Regions from separate parts of the Homo sapiens genome. Here region 1 is linked to region 2. The links are chromatin loops, found by intact Hi-C in ENCODE. Cell type or tissue: sigmoid colon. All regions are shown on one strand. Each heading gives the region's core, and the rest is flanking DNA. Links, peaks and the distances in the headings are about the cores only.

Region 1 (8,609 bases), core at 504-8,503, 270 kb after region 2:
CCCGCCGGCTGTGTGGATGGCCGCTGGGCTGGACCTGAGCCAGCCCCCCGGGAGGCTACGTGCAGCCAGTGGCAGAAGAGGGATGGCGGGAGCTGGTGGGAGGAAGTGAGTTGAGTTTCACCTGAGCCTGTGTCTGCTGGCTGGTCATTCATGGGGTCCTGAGACTGGGACCATGGGAGGGTCTGGGTCCCTGGGTTGAGCCAAGAATCCTCAGCTCTGGAGCATCCATCCCCACCGCTCCTGGATTGCTGGAAATCACAGCATGGAACACAGAGGCTGAGCAGCTGGCCAGGCCTGGCCTCAGCCTCCCCTACTGTGGCATCCAGCCTGGACACCCACCTCAGCCAGCAGTTTAAGCCCTGGGATTTGGGCATTGAACCCCAGCTCCTTCTCCTTCCCTGGAGGACACCTTGGCTTGATACCTTTATCAGCACCTCTCTTACTTCTGGAAAAAGCAACACCATGTTCTATTCCTTGTCTTTAATAATTGCATGGGAAAAAACTACTTAAACTGTATCTACCGTAAAACGTTCTCCAAACTGACCATCAGAGAGAGTTTAGAAGCATGGAAGGGATCTGTCATTCCCATTCTTCAATGTACCACATTTGCTTGAAGAGTACATAATAAAAATAAGGAGAATGATTATTTTGCCACCAAATTCTGCACACTCATTGGTGGAAGAAGCTTGGGGCCTGTGGGCTGTAGAGACCCTGGGGAGAGCCTGCATCACAAAGGTGAAGAAGGGGCCTCCGGAGGTGCCAGGGACAGGACCCGGGCAACAGAGGCAGGCATGGGGGTCACACTGACTCTCAGTGTGACTTACGCCGGCCACAGAAGTGCAGTTCTGCCCTGGTGACTTCAGCCAGAGAGGACAGCAAAGCACATCTCCCACCTCTGTCTCCAGGGAGGATGAACCCTACCCAGGCTTGGGCCTGCAGCAAATGGATGGAAACACCACAGCTTGACCGCAGCGCCCACGTCTGAGCCTGACCCACAGCTCGGGCCATTTCCCTTGAAAGAGTTACTTTCTTCCACCTTCTTCAATTAAAAGAAAAAAGGAGTTATCTCCTTTTGATGCTGTCAGTTTTCTGATGAAAAGGGAGAACTGCAGATACGGGTCTTTCTAGGTAAATAAAACACCGTATTGGTTGGAAAGCGAATTCTCATCGCGGGCTAAGTCAACACAGGTGTTCTTTCATGGATGCAGGGCAGGTGGCCGTTTGTTTTCCTTTCCCTTCACAATCGTCTCTTTCTCTCCATTCGGTTCACATCTGAGCCCACATCCCTACGGGCAGCCACGAGGAAATGTCACCTGGCCCTTGTTAGGTATGAAATGTCCTTATCAATAACGGCCTGCTGTGCCCCAGCTTATCCAAGCTACAGGCACCTATAAAGCAATAAAAGGCGATTAGGAAGAGCTGCCCCTGCGGAGTTCTACGGAAGGTCTCAGCTCGGTTAGGGGAACCGTTGCTCCAAATCAACAACATTGACTTCTGAAGGAGCAAACGTTCACATCAAAGTAGCCTGGGTCTTCAAGGGAACCAAACATTGGCCATAAAATGAGCACAGCCCGGTGAATGAGGCTTTGTTATCCTCACCCAGGTGTCAGCTCTAAGACCTTCCATGAGACCACTCTTTTGAGAAAGAGACAGGCGGCCACACAGAATGGGTCATGGCGCCAGCCCTGGGTTTGAGGGGGAAAGCCCAGACGCTGCCTCACCATGAGACAAAGACCCCAGGGGCAGCCCTGAGCTGGAAGGCCACACGCCTGGCCATGGCCCAGCCCGGGATGTGGGTACATGCTGCACACATATGTGTGGGCGTTCATGTGTGTGGGCATGTACATGGGCCCAGCCTGTGATGTGGGTGAGTGCTGCACACATATATGTGGGTGTTTTTGTGTGTGTGCGTGTACATGGGCCTGGCCTGTGATGGGGGTGCATGCTGCACACATGCGTAGGCATTCATGTGTGTGTGTGCATGTACATGGGCGTGGCTACATGTGCCTGGGCCAGTGTGCATGTGCATGTACACCTGGTGCTGCTGGGCCTGACCTCTGACGCCTGGCTCCAGTGCCTCCGGCCGTTTTCGCCAGCTTGGGTCCTGGGTGTCTAACCAAGGTTCCTCCCAAAGGCACCTGAACAGCCATGATCATTCCTCACTTCTCCCAACATCCCCTCCCAGCCCTCCGGGGAACTGCATGTGGAGGCCAGGATCACCAGGCCACGGCGTCCTGGGCGGGTCTTTTCAGAATCAGAGTACAGAGCATGGGAACAGCACCACGTCCCTGAGAAGTGCAGGTCCCGGGATCAGTTTCCCCTCTGAGGAGGGAGGAGCACTGGGGGGCCCGTCCCTGAGGCTGCAGCACCGTCTAATGGTGGGAGAGCCACTCCTGCAAGTCCGTGACCTTCTGCACGGGGGACAGGAGGCACCTCGGCGGCCTCCCTGTCCATGCAGCCGGACCACTGGCTATGGGTTCAATTGTGTCCCCTAGAAAGAGGTGTCCCATCCCTCCCCTCAGCACCTATGAACATGAACTTCCTTGGAATAGACTCTTTACAGATGTACTGCAATTCAGATGAGGTCATCCTGGGTTAGGGCCAGCCCTCATCCAATGGCTGGTGTCCTTGTAGGACGAGGAGACATGGCAAGATGACTAGAATCAACTCTACCCGCAGGTTAAATCAGACCTGAGGGACAAGCTAAAAGGTGGTATCAAACACAAAACACTGTTAGTCATTTTCTGAAGGGAGGTGATTTTCCTGTCAAGCTCTGGAAACGAATTTATTCCCATCATCAGTCGTGGCCACAGGAGGTGTGCAGCTTTTCCTAAGATCAGTTCGTCTCAGGCTGGTCACGTGAGGCTCAAGCAGTCATTTCTTTTTAAATTAGTCTGATCAGTGATGGCAACAAATAGGTCCCCAGCAGCTCTCACCTCTGACCCTGCGGGATCAAACGAGGCATTTCACAGTGAGGAACATGCTGGTGGGCACCTTCAAACATTTGCCGCTTAAAAAGTTGGTGTTACTTTAGAGCGAGCCTCGTGGAAATGTAGCTGGCTCCAAAGCTAACATGAGAATGGTTAAGGGCAAGTGATGTAGGGGAAAAGGCAGGGCCCTCGCTCCCCAAATCCTGCCTAGGCTGTTTCATAAACACGTGCATCTGGCCGGCAGCCTCATCTCTCCTGACTTTCCAGGCTGGGCTCCTGTGCTGGTCAGATCGTGGCTTCTGCCTCCTTCTTTCAAAGATGACAGAAAGGGGGTCAGGCAGCCTTGCATTTTCTGATCAAAGCATTCATTACAAGCCAGGTTTGCAAAATAACAATTCGTCCGCGTGGTGTTTTTCTAAATCACACAGTCCTGTGTATCCTGGGGTGCCACGTGCCCACCAACCTGAGGGGACAAAGCGGGGACACAAGCTCTGCCGCTCCCGGGGAACCACACCCCGACCCTGCGGCCACGACATCCAGGGCCCAGCCTGGACTCGCCAAGACGCCTTGGAAAGATCCCCCCGGGCTCCTGCCGTCAGCCGATTGACCCCACGCCCTTCCCCGCTTTTCTCGCCTGCTGCGCCGCTGACATCACATCCGGGTCTCTCCGGCCACTCAGAGAGGAGGCACCTGCTCCTCGGGAGGCGTGGTTGGCTCTAGCGTGGTGGAGAGAAGATGATTTGAGGTTGGGTGTAACCGAGCTTGCAGGGAGTTGTGGAGACCTCTGTGCACGTCCACTCGTCCCAGGACTCTTTCTGCATCCCAGTGGAGGGTCCCAGCCCGGGCGCGGACAAGGAGGAGGGTCCCAGCCTGGACGCAGACCCAGAGGAGGGTTCCAGCCCGGGCACAGACAAGGAGAAGGGTCCCAGGCCGGATGCAGGCCCAGAGGACGGTCCCAGCCCGACCGCGGGCAGGAGGGCCGGGCTCAGCGTGAGCCGAGGGTGCCCCCTGGTGGCAGTGGTGATGCTGTCCAAAGCGGGCCCTGCCACGTGAACACTTTAATTCAGGAACAAGCGCGGGAGAGGGAGGCCGGCCAGGCCTCCCCAGCTCCGGGCAAATCTTCTCATGAATTCTTAATGAGGCAGTCACAGCCCCTCTCCTGTCTGTCAGCTCCTGGGCACTATAGCACAGAGTTTATGGGTTCATTTTATTGTAACAATAAAAAGAAACAGCATTGTATGTTACCAATAAAGTAACTCTAAGACACAGCTCACACTTGTGCTGATTGTTCATTTTCTCATTGCACCGAAAACGTATTCATCATAGAAACATTGTGTACAGTCGGATGTGACATTATATTGAGGGTTCAGGTCTATAAGCAACACACTGTGATTTTATGTTGTAGGGACGCAGCGTCAGGTACAGCATGAAATGTAAACGTCACGTGGATGACCTGCTGGTGAGCGTGTGCGTCTTGTGTTTTGTGTGCACGCACCACACGAGGCCCACGTGGGATTTCTCCCTGGGGCTGGAAAGCAGCTGTGGATTGGTGTTCAGCATCTGTCGGGATGGAAGGGGCTTTTCCATCCAGAGCTCTTTCCTACTTTTAGTAGGTGATAGAATCAATTAACTGTGGGAAAATGGAAGCATCTTCCTGTCTTTAAAAAAAAATGTAAACAAGAAGCTCAACTAGATACATTGTTTTAATTTAAATACCAGAGCAAGTATTTGAAGAGCCTAGCACAGCACTGACCTGAGCCTTCCGTTCCTTTTTTTTTTTGAGATGGAATCTGGCTCTGTTGCCCAGGCTAGAGTGCGAACGGCGCAATCTCGGCTCACTGCAACCTCCACCTCCCGGGCTCAAGCGATTCTCCTGCCTCAGCCTCCCAAATAGCTGAGATTACAGGCACCCACCACCACGCCTGGCTAATTTTTGTATTTTTAGTACAGACGGGATCTCATCATGTTGGCCAGGGTGGTCTCAAACTCCTGACCTCAGATGATCCGCCCGCCTCGGCCTCCCAAAGTGCTGGGATTACAGGCATGAGCCACTGCGCCCAGTCCTATTCGCTTTTATTCCCTCAAGGAAAGCTCCTGGGTTTCCGTCACGTGGGCTCTGCTCCAGGTGCAGGACACAGGGAGGAAAAGAGGGGGCTTCTTCCCACCATGGTGTGGGGAGCAGGGTGGGGTGCAGGGTTGAGCAGTACATACAGAAGGAGGGAGGCAGTGCTGGGATTTGCACAGGTGGGCACTCGAAAGATGGGTGTGGGCAGCCACCAGGATGGGACAGAAGGAGCCGCAGGAGGTAAGACCTTCAGGACAGCAGAAGGGGCAGCGCTGGGCCAGGCAGGCTGAATCCTGGGGTGGGAGGAAAGCTGAGAAACACAGCTGCAGAAGGCAGGCGGCAGGATAAGCTGTGTGGTCTCACATCCGTTTGGCTGTGTGTGCATTCGACGGTCCTGGAAGCAAGATCACACTTGGCCAGGTGGCCTCACTCCTATGTCCATTACTGCTGTTACCTTCTCCTGTGTTTTGGTCCTGACCTAGGCATTGTAATTGGTATGTAAGCAGGGAGAGGACCAAAATAAGGAGCCTGGGGTGGGGGGTGGATACTTACAGTCTGTGTCTCAGGGAATTTCCTGAGGCCTCCTTTCTGCTTGGTTTCCCCAAAGGAGCTTCCTGGATGGACCTGTCCTCACAAAGGCCTTCAGCTCCTTCTAAGTAAAGGAACAGGCAACCTCTGCCTTCCCCTGCCACGGATTCTCTGATTTTCGGATTCTCTGTGAGTCCGTTGATGTCCCAGAAAGCGAGTCCAGAAGTGACCTTCTTCTTGGGAAATTCTCCCTCCTGAAGCCCCCGGCTGACTTGAACACATTGCCAGGTTTGCGAAACACCGTGAATAAGAGAACTTTTTCCAAAGGATGTCGCACATTCCTGCCTCCAGGAAAGACCCTGCTATCCTGAGGAAAGGAGTATTTCACTGCATTACAGTTTAAAATCTTGAATAATTACTGTTTTTCCAGTTCTTCTTTGAAATTCAAAGAGAGAGGATAGAAGGAACAAATGCATGGCAAGTTTGATTTCTGCCACGGAAGGAATCCAAACAGGACTACTCACAGCTCATGGCAAGTTTGATTTCTGCCAGGGAAGGAATCTGGACAGGAAGGAATCCGGACAGGAAGGAATCCGGACAGGACTGCTCACAACTGAACTGGAGTGCCTCCTCCATCTCCAGTGTCACGGCCTCTCCTCTTGCTAAACTTTTTGTTTAAATGCAACACTCTTTTCTCATTTGTCATGGCATTTGTCAGAACCTTGAAAAGAGATTAAAATGGAGTTGCAAAACACTGAGAGATTCAAGGAGAGCCAGTGAATCTGCAAATAATTTTTAAGATAAAAATGAAAATAATAGTAACGCTTTGAGTGTCAGTGGAATTTGACTGTAAGTACAGTTTTACTAAGACGAGGTTTTCACCTAGAGGCTCCAACTAAGAACATAATTTTAATCTGCCCAGCATTGGGTTAATCTTGACTGCATAATAGTAAAAGGTATTAGCGATATTAGAGAGCTGTTTGCAATTTCTTGGGGCCGTATTCGCATTGATCATCTCTGATGTTACTCACTGTGTTTGCAGATGGAAGACATAAGGTTAAAAGACGTCCAGATCCATTTTAGAGACGATTGAAGTGAAGCAGTGAGATCATCTATCATCTGGCAGAAATTGGGCCAAAACCAGACATCCCCCATCCAGCCAAGCTGCGAAGCCTTCCAGCACAAATGCGTCTGACCACAGCTCACCTGGGATTGTGGCCAGGAGCCAGTTAGCCGGGATTGGAGAGCAAGCATGATAAAGTGCAGAGGCTCTCAGCCCTGGCAGGATATTTAGAACATCCTGGGGAGCTTTAAAGTCCTGATGGCCAGGCCACACCCCAGGCTGAGTGAATCAGAAGCCCCGCGGGACCGTGCACCCGCGTTTTTAAAGTTTCCAGGTGATTCTCAGATGCAGCCAGGACTGGAACACGCCAGTGTCAGGAGAGCCCTGAGGTCCGGCCCTGCCGCCGATGGGCAAAGCAACCCGGAGTGTGGTTTCCTCCGTGGTCAGTGTGTGAGCCTCAGACCCGCTTGGGCTGACTTCCTTTCCTCTACAGGATAAGAATATCAGACATGGGCACCTCTGTGCACATTTCCTTTGAGAGCCTGACTTCCAAAGTTGATCAATGTGAATGTTTTGTAAATAGGCCTCAGGAAACAGCCTTCTTGTGATTTTTTTTTTCCTTCTCCGTGAACCTGGAGTAATACTTTCTTCTTAAAATAATATTTATGGAGCAGTGCTTCAATATATTTTAAACGTTGAAATAGATTTACTTGATTTTTCCTAAATATGAAAGATACACGTGTTTTGTAATAATCAATATTGAAAGTGTAAAATAAAAGATAAAAATAACCCAAAATTCCTCTATCCAAGGATAGTAGAAGTGACACATATCCACCACTCAAAATTGTCCTTCCAAAATTTTCGTCATGTATGTTTCTACCAAAATAAAATGATGATGTGCTTTTATTTGTGACCAGTTTTCCTCACCTGTTGATATGCATGCAGTCAGATTTATTACTCTCTTAATGGCTACACCTGAGGTACAGGAAACAGCGAACCACACCGCCAGTTCTCTAGGTCCTAATAAACATTTTCCAAACAAGTGACTGAATGAGCACCAGGAAGGGAGGAGGAAGTGTGGCCAGATATGGCGCAGGGGACACTGTTGGAAATGCTTGTTCTCCGGTGCCGCAAAGAAATAGCACTTGAACATAAATTTAATTTATTCAGCAAGGCCATTTTTACTTTGTGCAGAAAGGGTACGCTCGCCAGTAGTTTTGCCACGAGAGTACACTGAACAAAGGAGACAGGGTCTTTTATAACCTGATGCGTCCACCCTACTGCTGTGTCTGGTTTCCATTGGATGGAATGGGACCTCACATTCTGTATTTGTCCCGACTACCTAGCAACTTAGAACTTTTTAAAAGAGGCAAAGGCAGCGGAGAACAAAGGAAGGAGGAAGTAACTTGTGGAATGCTGAGAAAGGTAAAAACACCTTCAAATAAGGAAGAGAAACAGGCTATGGCCTAATGCCCGCTTGGACCAGTGTAAGCATGCCAGGGCAACTATTTAGGCTAAATTGTGGGAGCTAAGAGCATAAAGTACATTGATTTATTACGGCTAGCAGATATTTAAGAATGTCAGCACAGGTCTTTGGATAAATTTTGCTTTGCTTCTAAGAGAAGTTACTGTTTATTTCTAATAAGACAGGGAGGAGAGTCTCTTTGAAGGGGAACCTCTACTTTACTTTTTACAACACCGTTGGTTTTAGCTGCTCCTAATTCCAGCAGTGACTCCATGGGGACTTGGAGCCCTGGCCCTGGTAGGTCACGGTGGGGTCGGTGTGGAGACGTGCCCCGTGCTGCCGTCAGTCGTGCTGACCCTGGGAGACCAGAATGCAAAGGCGGCAGCTCCCAGTCCCAGGGAAAGGATCCCGATGGAGAGTCTGGGCCCGCTCACCCCGCCCAGTGGTCCTGAGTGCTCTGAGGAGCCTCTCGGTGGCTGCAAGGTGACAGCCCTCCTAGACGCAGCTGCTTAATGACTTTCTGCTCATGTGTTTCTTCCCAAACCCATTTCTGCATAG
Region 2 (8,609 bases), core at 136-8,135:
AATTTACTGTATATTTCAAAACAGCTACAAAAGATCTGGAATGTTCCCAACACAACGGAAAGACAAATATTGGAGTTGACGGTTATCCCAGATACCCTATCCTACTCAGGTATCAAAATAGCACATGCCTCAAAAACATGTACAACGGTCATATTTCAATTAAAACTTTTTAAAAAGCATTTCCCTCATTGATTTTTCTTTTTCGTAAACTATGGAATGAAAACAAGTTTGCAGTAGTAGTCTTGGCAGAATCTGAGCAACAGAAGGTCGGGTCCTACAGAAACAGAAGGTCTGGCTACATTTTGGAAGTAACTTTAAGCAAGGATTTTCTTTACATCTACACATGCCACCCAGAGCCAAAACGGGGGGCTCCAATGACGATTCAATGACTGAGACGCCAGAGTATGGCTGCATCTGAACAAAGGACGCTCAGTGCTGACAATTTCAGCCTCTGAAACATTGCTAGGATGTCGGAACCAAGCCTGTGGAATCCTATGGTCTGTTTGTTTTAAATTTGCTTTTTTCCATCTAGATTTGTAACGAAGCCAGGTCTACACACAATAAATGCATATGACACAAACAGGCAGGAATCATTTTCTCCTCTCGGGGCTCATGCACTACGGACGGAGCAGCTGGGCACTGGAGATTTTCTCCTTTTAAAAGTGCATTTGTTTCTTCCTTACGTCAGCTCAGCCCTCTGTCTAACTATGAATTCTTTTCCTGGCTTGAATCTCAAATGGAACGAGGAGCAGGAGCACAGCGCTTCTGATTCCACAGTTGCTCCTGTGCTGGAGACTCCACTGGATTTCCAGGCCCTACACCTGTCAGCCGCCCACCCCAGGCCCCCAGCCCGGGGCACCTTCGCAGTCTTTTCAGTTAGGAAGGGCTGGGAGCAAGACTCCACTCCGCGGGAATTCCGGCTGTCCCTCCTGATGGGCCTTCCCAGCCTCCTCCTCCTCCCCAGCTGAGCTCCTCTCTGAGCGGGAGCCCTGTGTGCTCTGCCCACCCTCTCGCTGAAAGCATTCCCTCCAGACCCCGCTTCCAGCAGCTCTGCGGCTAAAACCCACCTCCCACCAAGTAGAACTAAAGATAACAGTAAAACAGGGCTGCTTTCCTACCCCGTCACGAGAAACATGAAGGAAGACATGTTTGCTTAGTGTCTAACTTAATGACACTTGCTCTTAAAGTTATGTTCCCAACCTAACAAAATGGAGTTGACTCAGGTTCTCATGGTGTGAAGTAGGTTCTTAGTGGTGAAAACCAAAGTCAAAAGAGTCTGTCTTTACGCTTTCTATTTTTGGACATAATAATAACAATAACAACATTATTTAAAGAGAGCATTATTTATCTGGGGACTAAAGTCTGTGGCCCAATCAGCTGAACGGTGTCCCATGAACTGTGCCAGGGCAGGGGCTGGCCAGCGAGTGTGTGGGTGTGCAGGGAGAGGAAATGCTTCCTGGGCAGGGCAGGGGCAGGGCAGGGTGGGGCAGGGGCAGGGCAGGGACTGGCCAGGGAGTGCGCAGATGTGCAGGGAGAGGGAATCCTTCCCTGGGCGCTGCAGGGTGGGGCAGGGGCGGGGCAGGGGCACGCCTGGCTCCCGCTCAGCATCCAGCTCCAGCTCAGCATCCAGCTCCAGCTCAGCATACAGCACGCCCTGGGAAACACATTGACACCTGAGGCCTCCGTAGGCCCAGCTTCCCCTTCCCCGTAGGGAAGGGGAGGAAGAGGCTGCTCCTGAATTGCAAGCAGCACAAACAGACAGGAATCCTTCTCTCCTCTCAAGGTCTCAGGCACTGGTTTTGCAGTTTTGTTTGGAAGAAGCAGTTTTTAAATGGAGGTAAATGTCATGGTCTTTCACAAATTATACGTAACTTAGGAATTAGATGAATCAGTGGACTCTATGAAATGTTACAAGCCTGGTGGAGGCCGGCAACAGAAATGTTCCTCGCAAAGGAAAACGCAAACATTCGGCAGCTCAGCTGTATGCTTCTCCAGGATCCTCTAGCAAGTCGACACCCACAAAACTGGGCAGCATTTGTTTCTTAAAAGTATTGTGATAGAATTGGGTAAGAAGACGCAAGGAGTAGAAAAGCATATTCCATTAAATGAAACAACCTCCTTGCTGCTGTCACAATAAGGTGATGAGCATGCAGGACTTCAGCTGTCCTGTGGACGCCACAACTCACTTCCAGGTCCAGGAAACTGCAGAAACAGTGATGACCTTCCCCACAAACACAGTCCTGCTCCCAAGAAGGCCGCGGCCACCCTGGCACACAGGCGTCATCTGGGTTTGTTAATGGACCACACCCAGCTTCACACTGCATGGTTTTCATTCACACTTTCTTTTTCAGACATGGTTAATATGCTATTGTTTTTATTCCCAACATGCTGGCTTTCAAACTACTCAGTGTTAGACCCTCTGGTCCAACTACCTCAGTTAGAAAGATCAAAAAAGTGAAAAAATAAACAAACTCCATTTCCTCGTGTCCCTCACATCTACGTCTGGATTGAGTTGACTTGAGTGGATGCACAGAGAGGACTTGGAATGAGTGAGGGAGGCGGGAGGAGGGAGGAAAGCAGGAGGGAGGAGGGAGGAAAGAGGAGGGAAGAGGGAGGTGGGGAGGGGGGAGGAGGGAGGAGGGATGCGGGCAGGAGGGAGGTGGGAGGAGGGAGGCGGGAGGAGGGAGGCGGGAGGAGGGAGGCAGGAGGCATATTCCCCACTGATGGCCAGGGCCAGGCATGTGTGCCCTCAGGGGCAGCTGCAACACCAGCCTCGGCCACCAGCTCTCTTTAGGGTGAGCAGCAAGCAGTTCTCACGCAGCAGTCACAGCAAGGTGAGCCAATTCCTGATCTCAGGATCACAGTGACAGAGAGATACCTTTGTCTGCAGTAGCCCAGCAGCAGCTTTGACCGCTATCACTTTCTGTCCTTCCAACAATGTTGTGAGTGTGTACTCCTTCGTGGGGAGTCCCCGTGTGCCTGAAATAACTACAGAGGTTTCTAGCTCTACTGTCTGGTACATGTTTAAATATAGAAGCCTATCCAAAACAACATTATTAAGCATGTGATCAGCTAATCATGTCACTGACCTCAACACTGGCATCTACAACCAACACATATTATCAGGAAATAAAGTGCATACATTTAGGAGAAGGCTGATTGCAAGTGTTCACATTGTACTATATGGCTCCTGATGGGAAGACCCATCCTAAGAAGCAGGCTCTGAGACATTAGAGTCTGTCTATGTTGTTCTTAGTGCACTGTGCTGGCATGATGAGCTGGTGTGACCACCTGTGCCGAGCACCATGCCACTCATCCTTAACCGAATGCAGCTGATAAATGACTCCCAGGAATGAGGACACCTGCATTAGAACCACTGAATCACATACTGGGTTGAAAACTTTCACGGCAGAAGTCTTTGCAGGAGACAGCAGCTCTGAGTGCAGACACTTCTCACAGGCTGGGGGCTGTCCTCATCAGTCACACAACAGACATGCTATTCCTCCTTCATTGCCAGATTTCAATTTTATGTAAAATTGCTTTCAAATTAGGAGGATATAAATTAATTAGTGAGCAAAATGTTTATTTTTATAAGCTTCCTGGAATGATCTGAAGTGAGAGTCCTATAGAAGTCTCACCAAGAAAACTATTTGTTAAACCAGTAAACTTTTTTTTTTTTTTTGAGACAGAGTCTTGTTCTGTTGCCCAGGCTGGAGTGCAGTGGTGCGATCTCAGCTCACTGCAAGCTCTGCCTCCCGGGTTCAAGCAGTTCTCATGCCTCAGCCTCCCAAGTAGCTGGGATTACAGGCACCCGCCACCACGCCCGGCTAATTTTTGTATTTTTAGTAGAGACGGGGTTTCACTGTGTTGACCAGGCTAGTCTCAAACTCTTGGCCTCAAGTGATCTACCCACCTCGGCCTCCCAAAATGCTGGGATTACAGGCGTGAGCCACCATGCCCAGCCCCAGTAAACTTTTGACTCAGCAAGATTTATGCTTTCAAAGCGACCTTTAGACAGATGAACCTAAAAAATACTTTCCTCCAAAAATAAAGTGTTTCTTAAACATAAAAGCTAATTAAAATAGACATGAAATAAAAATGCTGGCAGGGAGGCTTCAGTGGCCCCACGCGGGGCCACGGGACCCCTGAAAGAGCTGCCCCCACAGAATGGAATGATCTGAGGGTTTATTTTTTCCCTGCGCTCTTTATTTCCTCTTGGGATTCTGCATTAGCACCAGCTTAGTACATGTTAAACCTCCACAGCTAGATGATAAACTGCTCGATGTCCGGCGTACGTCTGGTGAACACCCTTTATCCTGCCTTTTAAATTATTTATCACCTAGAGTAGGAACCACAGTTAGAGTGTAATAAAACTCTTGATGGATTTTGACCAACCCCATAAAATAGCTCTGAAGTTTGAAATAAGAGAGAACTCGTGAAGTGCTCACGAGGCGTGAGAAGGCTCTTCCTGGGGATCTGTTTATTGACCCTTTCAGCAAGGCTGTGTTCTACATCCTGTGGCATCAGGAGTCACTTAAGCATCCTTGAAGACATGCAGGCTGCTAACTCATTGTTTAAATGAGCATCTGAAAACTGGCCTCTGAAAGTAATGTATTCCTTGAGCCAAATATAATATAGCCCATTTTATGAAACCACAATAAAGTCATGTTGAAATAATGCTTAGAAAGTAACTAAAAGCCACACACATTTTTTAAAGTCAAAGGAAATCAGAAATCAGGCTGAGAGCTCCCAAATGTTTGCTGTCCCTGTATTCACACAGAGAAACAGTGTCTACGATGGCCCATTTCTGTAACTGGAAAACATTTAAATAACACAGCTTCTCCTATAGGAAACTCTCCAAAATAATTATGTTGCTCAGATGTCTGCCAAGTTCTGGTCTTGTAGCCTAGCGCTTGGAAAACCAGCTGCACTATGCAAAAGTTTTAGCTCCCATCTCAATTGCTGGACTTCTCTCTCAGGACCATGAACTTTTAATATTCTGAAACAACGTTCTCTTCAGTGAGGGTTGTTTGCGGTGTTCATTTCAGACTCGAATTGGGCATGAAGTGGTAGGATCCTGAGACCTATGACCCACTCTTAAATCTATTGACCACCTGGGGAGAATATCCCCATAAGAAGGTTATAAATATGCTCATTTTAATTACAGCCAACCCTTGATGCACAATTATCGCATGCAATAAGTCCTGTGCCATGCAAAGTTACAGACACGGTCTCATCCAAATCTCACAATAACCCAACAATCTCAGGACTTAGTATCATTCTTTTTTCCTAATGAGTAAACAGAGGCTCAGCCATGAAGTAGCCAGTTCAATGATAGACTACAGGCTCTAGAAATCCCCTAGCCAGACTGCAAAGCCTGTGTGTATTAGTCCGTTCTCACGCTGCTAAATAAAGACATCCCCAAGACTGGGCAATTTATAAAGGAAAGAGGTTGAATGGACTCACGGTTCCCCATGTCTAGGAAAACCTCAGGAAACTTACAATCATGGCAGAAGGGGAAGCAAACATGTCCTTCTTCACATGGCATCAGGAAGAAGAAGTTCAAAGTGAAGGGGGAATATCCCCTTATAAAACCACCAGATCTCTTGAGAACTCACTCACTATCATGAGAAGAGCAGTGTAGGGGTAACCACCCCCATGATTAAATTATCTCCCACCAGGTCCCTCTCACGACACATGGGGATTATGGGAACTACAATTCAAGATGAGATTTGGGTGGGGACACAGCCAAACCATAGCACCGTGCCATAACCACATACTCTCTCTATACAAAAACTCAACTTAAACCCAAAATGACAGTGTCTCTGCTCCAAGAACACCCTCCTGCTTTCACACCCTGACCTCTGTTATTTTTTCCCATGCCCTTGGCCCTTCTGTGTCTCCTGCAAGGAGGACTCACTTCTTCTTCTGCCTCAATGACAAGTGGCCAAGCATTGTATTGTGACAGCTTCTGTATTTTTTTTTGTTTGGGGTAATTCTTAAATTATTGAGTTTTTCATATTTTATTTTCCTCTTTCTTTACAATAGTTCAAATCTTTGTGCATGAGAGCCAAGGGCCTATTTCCTTGCAGCTCTGGAGTCCATGTGGCAAAGCCGGTGTGCAGCGAGCCATGTGCAGGGAGCACTTACTTGTCCCTGCCCTCATCTGGGCTCCCCTCCCGCATATCTTGGACCATCTATAGAGCTCTGGGGATTTGTCCACTGAAATTAAGAAATGGGGAAATGCAGATCAGGACCTCTGGGAGGTGGGGCATGTCTGATACAGTTTCTGAAGCTTTCAAATAGCAAAACATTTTACATGTATACATTCCTCAAGGTTCAAATGATTATCTGAATACACCAAATTTTCCGAAGTTTATTTTGCAGATTATCCACCTCCTTACTCATTCCTGGCAGGAGACACAGAGGAGGAAAATGAAGTCATCTCAGCCCTACGTCCTCAAACAGCAGTGCAGATTGGGTTTACCTGGTTTCTCATCAACACTTGACAGAGAGTGAACTCCTGTGGCTTGAAGCTGGAGAGACAGCTGGGGCTTCTGGGAGCTGAGCCAAGGACCCCTGGGGAAGGGGGAAGCCGCTCTGCACCTGCAGACCTGAGAGGAATGGTGGGTGGGACCCAAAAGGCTTCCCCAGGAGCCCCATCTCTGAATAGAGGTCAGCGAATTCACATCTGGTTCAATAGCTTTAGGGAAAAGGCATCAAAAGGATGGGCTGATGACAGTCTCTGGGAGCTTCTGAGGACGAGCCACAGAATTCTGTCCTTAGCCTGCTCCTTTTCCAAAACCAGTTACAATGTTGTGGATGAAGAAGGACATTAACCATCTGTATATCAAACAGAAATTGCATAAACACAAGGATAGCTTATAATAGGCTGGATAGCAAAATTTCAAAAAATCATAGCTCAAAATTATGGTGGCTGCAACATTGAGCCAACATCTACAATATGAAATACAACGAAGCCAAAGTCATGCACCTGGGTTGTGTACGTACTGGAGGTGCAGTGTTTTCAACAATCAGGTAATCACTGATTTGAAACTATTCAGTAAAAAACAGATGCTTAGATAATTTCATCAACTCTCCAGAGTGAAAGCACTTCCTTTGATAAGGGGAGAGTGATTATTTTCATACACGGTTTCTGGTTTTGTACTTTTAAAGGCAATTATCTCACAAAAATTTGTCAAAGATAGCAAAGTTGTTGATTCTTGGCACGACTATGTTCTGATGACTTGTTCTATAATTGCGTATGGCCAAAGTGATCTAATTAAGGAAGCCCCAGCCGTTGAGATGGATGGTTAATATGAATGTCACTTCTGATGTTCCTGAGTTAGGCCATTAAATATTAACCAACTCAACCAACCATTAATCAACCAGGTGACCAAAAACCTCCTGTCATTGACAAAATTTCAGATGAAGATGTTTGTAAGATTTGGGAATTATTATGCAATTTTATATTCACAAAGCATCAGGTCTGGAAATGCTGAGTGAGGGGAACGGAGCTCACGTGTGATGACTGTGATAGGCCTGGATCTTTAGGAATTGCATGTGGAATGCAGGGTCTGCTCGGATCCCTGGTTGAGCAGCCCTGTCCTCCTCCAGATCATCATCATCATGAGCCTGGTCTGGAAGGCTGAGCTTTCAGCCGCTGTGTGCAGGAAATGAACTCTTCACTCTGCTCTTCAGGGAGAATTCCTGAAGAAAGACCTCATGCACCTTCTCACCTGGACACATAATCAAAGGCTGTAATGGGAAACTCCATCCTCCTTAGAAAACATGTAACATGAGGAGGAAATAGGAAAACACAACCAACCAGAAACACGTGCACCAAACCAATGTCTGCATTCCTTCAAGACGAGGAGGAAATATGAAAACACAACCAACCAGAAACAAGCTCACCAAACCAATGTCTGCATTCCTTCAAGAAAAGCTTTTCCCAAGCACGTACTGTTAGTTTTATTAGTTGCCAATCCTTAAGTTTTCATGTCTGCAGCACAGCCCATGTTACCCTCCTAGGAACATCATCTATTCTCCACCTACTCACATCTTTCTCATTGTTAATAAATTAGTTCAAAGCCCATTTTCTCTGGAACACTCATTGCCTAGTCCTGCAGAGCCGAACCTTTCCTGTCCTCTAAGTTTCTTGCACCCAGTGTGTACCTACTTCAAACCCAGCACACTGCCAAATGCTTTGAGGGGTCATCTCTGATGCTCCAAGGCCTGACTTTTGTGGGACAGTATCGGGGAATCGGCCCCGAAATTCACGTAGGTTCTTTTCTATTTTTCCTAAGCATCAGCCGGCTTGAGAAATAAAGGGACAGAGTACAAAAGAGAGAAATTTTAAAGCTGGGCATCCGGGGGAGACATCACACGTTGGTAGGATCCGTGATGCCCCACAAGCCACAAAAACCAGCAAGTTTTTATTAGGGATTTTCAAAAGGGGAGGGAGTGTGCGAATAGGTGTGGGTGACAGACATCAAGTACTTAACAGGGTAATAGAATATCACAAGGCAAGTGTAGGCAGGGTGAGATCACAGGACCACAGGCCCGGGGTGAAATTAAAATTGCTAATGAAGTTTTGGGCACCATTGTCA

Evidence for each region. Peaks named below come from ENCODE experiments on the same cell type or tissue, not always from the same donor. Only the 100,000 strongest peaks of a DNase experiment are listed, where the experiment ranks them.
Region 1: a loop joins it to region 2, with 2.6 times the contacts of the local background. A loop is called at or near these places in 3 of 110 quality-filtered maps.

What each region holds. Positions count from the first base shown.
Region 1 is chr6:168,365,777-168,374,385 of GRCh38, reverse strand. It overlaps LOC107986549 (a long non-coding RNA gene), which reads right to left and starts at 6,786. Exons shown (of 3, transcript XR_001743904.3): 1 at 6,555-6,786; 2 at 5,548-6,244; 3 at 4,102-5,389. In sigmoid colon, for the core only: a CTCF peak has its summit at 3,950 (motif pointing left); DNase peaks (open chromatin) are centred at 3,945, 5,745 and 6,785.
Region 2 is chr6:168,630,944-168,639,552 of GRCh38, reverse strand. All of the region lies in intron 9 of SMOC2 (SPARC related modular calcium binding 2), which reads right to left. Among named protein-coding and RNA genes, the nearest start is that of SMOC2, 190 kb to the right of the region's middle. In sigmoid colon, for the core only: no CTCF peak of the experiment used is centred there; a DNase peak (open chromatin) is centred at 4,392.